Regions from separate parts of the Homo sapiens genome. Here region 1 is linked to region 2. A link is a contact called in ENCODE Hi-C or POLR2A ChIA-PET data. All regions are on one chromosome and are shown on one strand. Each heading gives the region's core, a stretch centred on a gene start or an enhancer-like site at or near the end of the contact. The rest is flanking DNA. Distances are from core to core; before and after follow the strand shown. Region 1 holds the start of PRRC2A (proline rich coiled-coil 2A). Region 2 holds the start of MDC1 (mediator of DNA damage checkpoint 1).

Evidence for each region. A loop is a pair of places that touch in the nucleus more often than their neighbours do. ChIA-PET counts read pairs that join two places held with the same protein, here RNA polymerase II (POLR2A). Pooled maps may share reads with other maps.
Region 1: a loop to region 2 is called in a map of CD8-positive, alpha-beta T cell, with 7 times the contacts of the local background. The contact joins the promoter of PRRC2A here to the promoter of MDC1 in region 2. A Hi-C loop is called at or near these places in 2 of 168 maps with a recorded cell type or tissue (CD8-positive, alpha-beta T cell and naive thymus-derived CD4-positive, alpha-beta T cell), 2 of 37 single-sample maps with no recorded cell type and 13 of 50 pooled maps. POLR2A ChIA-PET finds 5 or more read pairs at or near these places in 2 of 52 experiments (CD4-positive, alpha-beta T cell and activated CD4-positive, alpha-beta T cell).

Annotation. Positions count from the first base shown.
Region 1 is chr6:31,619,265-31,623,199 of GRCh38, reverse strand. It overlaps PRRC2A (proline rich coiled-coil 2A), which reads right to left and starts at 2,485. Exons shown (of 31, transcript NM_004638.4): 1 at 2,342-2,485; 2 at 299-510. The coding sequence starts at 410. SNORA38 (small nucleolar RNA, H/ACA box 38) reads right to left here and starts at 121; the gene lies at 1-121.
Region 2 is chr6:30,715,194-30,719,121 of GRCh38, reverse strand. It overlaps MDC1 (mediator of DNA damage checkpoint 1), which reads left to right and starts at 1,841. Exons shown (of 15, transcript NM_014641.3): 1 at 1,841-1,877. RefSeq lists enhancers at 949-1,696, 2,445-3,192.

The sequences.
Region 1 (3,935 bases), core at 1,236-3,735, 900 kb before region 2:
TGGTTGATCATGAGCCTGCAAGAAGCAAGCTGGCCTCAAAGTTTCCCAAATCCACATTTATTTTCCTCCAATTCTTACGTGTCCAAAGACAGGGAACCACAGACACGCCTTTGTAGGAGGATAACTGGTGTTCACCCAGAGCCCACACCCCCTTTAAAGGACCCAGTGTAAAGTTGGGAAATCTCCTCTAGTCTTTTGGTATTTCTACTACAGCCACTTCCCTTTAAAGAGCTCTAAAACGTATGCCCCATGCATGCCTAGCTTTCAACCATCAGAAGCATCTTTGCAGGACTCTCACCAGCGGGTTTCTGGATCTCTAAGGACTTGCCCTTATACGTATCAAACAGGTTGAGCGAGGAATACTTCTTTCCATCCTTTCCCTTGGCAGTCGGCCCCGAGCGATCGGACATTGCGCTGGAAGCTCATTGAGTATGTTGGGTCCTGCAGGCACCTCCCCCAAAACGTGCCAGAGCCTGTGGGCCAGACAGCAAGTGTCTCAGTCTCTGTCCCCTGTACAGACCATAACAGAAACTTAAAAACTCCATTGCATTATCATTAGGGACTCAGATATGAGGCCCTCTGGTGTCTTTTCCTCCAGTCTATGTAAACTGCCCACTCTTCTCAAGCAACCATGATCTACTTAGCTCCCTCATAGCTCAAATGCCATGTTCCCTCCTTTCCCCCAGACACCTTTGTCAAGGAAATCTAAGTAAAAATCCAGCATCCTCCTAGTATAAACACTCTGCCCTTTGTGCCTGTCTACAAAGAGTAATTCCCTACAAGTAATAATCTCTTCTCTCTCCACCAAAATCGTTTCAGAGACTTACAACAGGACAAATTCAAGCAAGAGAAAACTAAAAAAGAAGCATACAATTCCATCAGAGAAGAAGAAACAACACTTTAGATTCCCTGTTTATTGGACACAAGCTCCCTAATCATGCCCCCAGGGCCCTGTACCCCAGGCTCCCAGCCCAGCAGCCTCGTGTCCATCTGGGAAGGTTTGCAGGAAGGTATGCTGGGAGTTTAAGGATTTTATGAGCTTGCTCAGCCGGAATGGGGGTTGGTACCAGAGAAATCCTCATAGAACAACTAGGGCTGTACATACTCCCAGGCTATAGGAACCTCAAGTATTTGAAATATCCCATCTTTTCCTAAACTTGCTCCTGTATTGGCTCCTGGAAAAAATCGCCTCCAGATGAAATACTGTTTTACCATATGAAGAACTGAGAAAAAGCATTATGGAGCCACCTTAGCACCCTGTAACCATGGGCCAGAAAACAGAGGGCCAAGGCCAGAGCCATCTTCGTTTTCCTATCCTCATTAAAAATGTCCATCACCAGTGTTTCTTTACTCGATACCTCCAGCTCCCTAAGCAAGCCGGACGACAGGTCTCTCAGTCCATTCCAGAGTGACCAGGCATTCGTTTATGGACGGGAACAGTGTAAAGAGATGAGAAATAGTGGGGAAGAAAGCAGGGAAATCCAGACAGGCCCAGAATGAAAGCTAAAATTGGGGAGAAAGAACTTTATGACAAGCTAGAGATAAGATGGATGTTGCTTCGTAGGTGTTTGAGGAGGCCAATCTGTGAAGATAAATATATGAAGGGAAAACGAATACAAGAGTCATGTAGCGAATAGACCAAAACTAACAGAAAATAATGAATACGAAAGCAGGTGGAAAATATATGGAAACAGGAATGGCAAAAAAAAAAAGGATGTAGACAACGAAGTAAGGGGGCAGAGGCCCAAGAAGAAAAACGGGGTTGGGGGAGAAAGGAGACGAGGAACAGGAAAAATGAAAAAGCAGACATAGGGCGACTGAGCAACATAGAAAGCAAAGATGCTGGGATAAAAGCAGGATTCTAGAGTGGGAGTGGCTCGACACGAAGAGGGGCGTCCAGAGGGGGGAACACAGCGCTGGATGATAGGAGGGGGTCCAATATGGAGGAAAAGCGCCCTTCCGAGAGAACCGTCGGGCGCGGCCCACCACCACGGGGCGGCAGCCGGGGAGGGGGCCCACAAATGGGGGTGAAAAGCCAGGAGCGCAGCGGAGGGTAGGGAGTTACGGACCCAGGCGCAGGGGTCACCCCCTGAAGCCAAGACGGTGGGTGGTTAGGGGCAGACTACGGATCCTGAATGAACTGCCGGAGGTGCGGGTCCCGGAGTAGAGGTACCGGAGGGGGAGGGGCAAGCAGGCCCGGCAGCAGGAGGACAAAATGGCGGCGGCTAATGGCAGCTTCTCCTCCCCCCGGCCCACCACCGCCGCCGCCGCCGCCACCGCCACCGCCACCACCTCTCCCGCGCCGGAAAAGGGCGTCAGCGCACGGTTCACCCAGACTCACCTGGCCGGGTGCGCGGGGATCCGGGACCCGGGCCTAGGGGCTCCCCGGGACGGGATGGCGGTGGGGCGGGGGAGGATGGCGGCGGATGGCGCCGGGTTCGGCTCCTCCCGTCTCCCTCGCTCACTCCGCGGCTGAGCCCCGACTAACGGCCCATCCGGGCAACCGCCGCCCCCGGGAGCACCCCCTCCCACCTCCCACCTCCCTCCGCGCCTAGACACGCCCCTTAATTTGCATAAAGGGCGGGGCACTTTCTACCCTAACCCTCTACTTCCAGGGCTGTCTTTAGTTTAAAAAAAAAAAAAAAAGGGCCGGGCGCGCGGAGCATGCGGAGGTTATTTGCATAAAGAGGAGGGACTTAAGGGCACTAGGACCCCGATTGGCTAAGGAGGCGGGCCCCCAGCGTCGGCCGTTGAGCCGTGTTGAGGGGGCGGGAATGCGGTGCAGGTCGGCTGGGCGGTTGGGACGCAGAATTTACACGACGAATGTGGGAGAAAGAGGCGGAGCGTGCGTCGGACGTTAGTAGAAAGATGGGAGCGGAGAGACGTTGGGACGCCAAAAGTGGAAGGCAACGACACACGGCCCGTGGCGCCTTCAGCTAGGGAGAAAGAGAGAGAGGACGGGGGCTGGCGGGCGGGATTAGCTGCCGGAGGGCTGAGTTTCCGCAGGCCTGGTAAGAGTTCCAGCTCTCGCATCCCTTTGCCGTGAGTTTGAGGAGGTGGTTGGAGCGGGGAAATGCACCAGAGGGGCGGGGCCTTCCAGTTATTATATTACGTCATGCAAATGAGGTGGCTAGACAGACCAATCCAAAGGCCCCGGGAAGCGTTTCGTCCGCACCACGCAGCGTAGGCATTCTTCGGGCAGTTCTACCTATTTGCATAATGTATGCAAATCATTTGAACAAAGATAGGCTAGGAATGACTCGTTCATCAAAATATGGGCAACCATCGACTAAGACGGACATTTAATTTTATAACCTATAATTTTCATGAATAAATTTTTATATTTGAAATTATTGGGAATTTGTAATTTCTTAACAATGGGTTTCATTTTGTGAAATGCAGTACTGTTACCCTCCTTTGTCTCTTACTACCCGATTCTAGAACTCTCTGCTCCCATCAGAGTTATACCCATTCAACAGATCATTCAATGACTATGATTTGAAGGCGCTGGAGATAATGCACAGGATATTATAGAAGTAGAGAAATAAGGCCTGGCGCGGTGGCTCACGCCTGTAATCCCAGCACTTTGGGAGGCCTAGGCAGGTGGATCACGAGATCAGGAGTTCAAGACCAGCCTGGCCAACATGATGAAACCCCATTTCTACTAAAAATACAAAAATTTGCCCTACGTGGTGGCGGGCGCCTGTAATCCCAACTACTCGGGAAGCTGAGGCAGAGAATTCCTTGAACCAGGGAGGCGGAGGTTGCACTCCAGCCTGGGTGACAGAGCAAGACTACGTCTCAAAAAAAAAAAAAAAAAAAAAAAAAAAAGAAGGATGGGCGCGGTGGCTCACGCCTGTAATCCCAGCACTTTGGGAGGCTCAGGCGGGCGGATCACCTGAGGTCACGAGTTCGAGACCAGCCTGACCAACATG
Region 2 (3,928 bases), core at 592-3,091:
ACACAGATCAATGTATTTCTTTTTTTTTTTTTTGTATTTTTAGTAGAGACAGGGTTTCACTGTGTTAGCCAGGATGGTCTCGATCTCCTCACCTCGTGATTCGCCCGCCTTTGCCTCCCAAAGTGCTGGGATTACAGGCGTGAGCCACCGCGCTGGGCAGATCAATGTATTTCTAAGTTGCCTTCTAAATGAGGGAACATCAACTTGTGTAAGCCCTCTCTACCCACTTAAAATATAATGCTTTACGTTTTAGGGAAATGAACACAGTCATTTTGTGGGAGTAGAAATAACTCAAAATACACAATCAGATAACTTGTTTCAATTTGTCTCTATATTAGCTGTAGGATCCTAGGAAAGTCCTTTAACTTTGCAGGGCTCCAGCTCCTCGTTTGTAAAATCTGCTTATTTGACTGTTGTGCACAGAATTGAGATAACCAACAGAAAGGACTTTATGAATTATGCAAGTGTTATAGTTACCATTTTCTTCATGTCTTATTGTGAGATAAAATAGGCCGGGCGCAGTGGCTTACGCCTGTAATCCCAGCACATTGGGAGGCCCAGGCGGGAGAATCACCTGAGGTCCGGAGTTTGAGACCAGACTGACCAACATGGAGAAACCCCGTCTCTACTAAAAATACAAAATTAGCCGGGCGTGGTAGCGCATGCCTGTAATCCCAGCTACTCGGGAGGCTGAGACAGGAGAATTGCTTGAACCCAGAAGGCGGAGGTTGCGGTGAGTCGAGATCGCGCCATTGCACTCCAGCCTAGGCAACAAGAGCGAAAGTCCGTCTCAAAAAATAAAATATAGATGGCCGCATGCGGTGGTTTACGCCTGTAATCCCACCACTTTGAGAGGCCGAGGCGGGCGGATCACCTGAGGTCAGAAGTTCGAGACCAGCCTGACCAACATGGAGAAACCACGTCTCTACTAAAAATACAAAAATAAGCTGGGCGTGGTGGCGCATGCCTGTAATCCCAGCTACTTGGGAGGTTGAGGCAGGAGAATCGCTTGAACCTGGGAGGCAGAGGTTGCGGTGAGTCGAGATCGCGCCATTGCACTCCAGCCTGGGCAACAAGAGCAAAACTCCATCTCAAAAAATAGATAAATTAGTTAATTAAAAAATAAAAATAAATGATTTTATGATCCTTCCCTCGCCCCTCGAAAGGTGGGGACAGCCTTTAAGACAGAGAGCAAACCAGTTTTCTCTGTTCGACTACAGATCTTTAGGATCTTGGATTTAAGAAAATGACCTCAAAATGTCCGTCAGAGACGTATTCCCAGGAAGAAAGATATTACTTCTACTACAAACCAAATCAAAAGGAAATGAAATTCCAATGCAACAGGAGTGAACTGCCACGCCTACGGGCTGTTCTCCAAACTGCAGCCTCCAGCCACGACTGCAACGCGCAACCCACTTTCATTTCTCATGAGTCAGCGGACACCATGTCTAGGAGGACCGAGGAAAGGCGCTCTGGCCTTACCAGACACGTCGGACGTCTATGACACAGCCCCTCTATCCGTTGCCGGCAGCTGGCGCCAGACTCTCTGGTCGCGGTTTGGAACTGCGCGGGAAGTGGGTGGTGGGCGGGCAAGCGGTAGTGGGTTGTCCCTTGGAGCTGCCCAATCGACGTGCATTATTCTGTTGGCGCACGGCGGCCTTCAATTACCGTCTCATTAACTGATCTCAGCAGCCTGGGAGACACCACCTATTTGAACTCTAAGGGGGCGGGGCTTTGGGTGTGCCTCCGCTCGACTGGCTGCGGTTGTGAAAGACAGCGGCAGAAGCCAATCAGCAAATAAGCTCTTTTTCGGCACACGCAGTCGCTCCACCTGGGTCGCGACCGTTACTGGTGGCGCGCGCGGGGACTTAAAGTAGGTGAGTTCTAGGGGCCTGGCCCACGGCTCCCCGGGAGCCATCTTGGTTCCCCCAGAAGGCGGGAGGGGCGTACCTTGGGTGCGACTGGGCGGAGGTGACTTGGAAGTTCGCTTCTCGGACTGTAATACTCATCCTTACCTGGCGCCCCGCTCCGAGTTTAGGTATGAAGACACAGGGAGACGTCGGGCCACAAGGGAACCCACTGAGGTGGGGACCAAAGATGGTGGCTCTTTGAATTGGAGCCAAGCGTGGTGGGCACCCGCTGAGTTGGCCTGTCATAAAGACGGAGTTGACACTTTATCCATGGGGCATCCTACTTTCCCTACCTGTCAACAGTTTCCCTCTAGAGTGGCATATTTTCAGGTGAATTCCATTTATGCTATTTTCTTTCCATCTCATTTGTTCCTTCATCAGTAGGCTCGGTGATGAGCCTTCCCGAGGGCAGGGTCGATTTCATGTTTGGTTCACAGATGTATACCAAATACTTCAAACAGGTATACCATAACCATTGAATGAATATGATGGACCCTAGGGGAAAGACACGGTTCCCCTAATCCAGTCCTGGAGGTGGGTGAGTGTGAAGGCAGAAATGGAAAGTAATGGTTACAATATAGCGAGAGATCTTAGAGTAAGCACAAATCCATTGACCACTGTGGAACAGGCAGGATACACCAGGAACACGAGAAGGCAGGGAACACGCCAGGAAAGGGTTTGCTGAGAAAGTGACATTTGAGGCCGGGCGCGGTTGCTCACTGCTGTAATCCCAACACTTTGGGTGGCCAAGGTGGGCGGATCACCTGAGGTCAGGAGCTCGAGACCGTGGTGAAACCCCGTCTCTACTAAAAATACAAAAATTAGCCAGGCGTGATGCCGGGCGCCTGTAATCCCAGCTGCTCGGGAGGCTGAGGCAGGAGAATCGCTTGAAGCCTGGAGGCAGAGGTTGCAGTGAGCCAAGATAGCACCACTGCAGTCCAGCCTGGACGACAGAGCGAGATTCCATCTCAAAAAAAAAAAAAAGAAAGAAAGTGACATTTGAACTGAATCTTAAAGGATGGTAGAAGTTGGACCAGAAAACTAGGTGGGAAAAAGCCAAGGAATTGGGCTAAGGCATGAAGATGTGGGAAGACAAGAACAGTGTGTTCGAAGACTGGGGAAAATGTCTGGCTGAACCATAGGCTTTTGCGGGCGAGGGGTAGGCGTTACAAGATGTGAAGTTCAGATCATGGAGGGTCTCGCTAAGGAGTTTAGATTTTATTCTGTGTGCACGAAAAACCATCAAGATTTTAGAGGAGAGACATCTGAGTGATTTGGGGCAAGTCTTAACCTTATATATGCTTATGTATGTTTCAAGGAGATCTGAAAATCTTAACCCAGCTATGTTGCAGTTTCTTTATCTGAAGAAATGGAAGATAGTAATACTACTTTACAAGGTTCTTGTGAAGATTAAATGAGTCAGAGTCGATATAAAGTAATTAGAACAGTGCTTGACACATAGGAAGCTTCTATATATGTCATCTTTTATTATCATTTTTTGCAGTTGCATCTGATCAAACTGAGGTGGTCTGGTAAAAGTATAAAAAGCATGGGCTAAAAAAGAAAGAAAAACAACGGGGCGCAGTGGCTCACGCCTGTAATCCCAGCACTTTGGGAGGCCAAGGTGGGCGGATCACCCAAGGTCAAGAGTTCGAGTCCACCCTGGCCAATATGGCAAAACCCCATCTCTTCTAAAAATACAAAAATTAGCCAGGCATGGTGGCAGGTGCCTGTAATCTCAGCTACTTGGGAGGCTGAGGTGAGAGAATTGCTTGAAACCCGGGAGGCAGAGGTTGCCGTGGGCCCAAGATCTTACCACTGCATGCCAGCCTGGGGAGCAGAACGAGACTCCATCACAAAAAAGAAAAAAATGTTTTAAGTGCTTCAGAAGGTTAACAACAGAAAGATTGGTGGAAAGAGAAGCATCAACGTTCATAATGATCCAGTTTACCCCCTAGTTTTCAGTCTGATAACTCTGATGCTGTTTGTGTGAACCAATAATGAGGATAATTGATAAT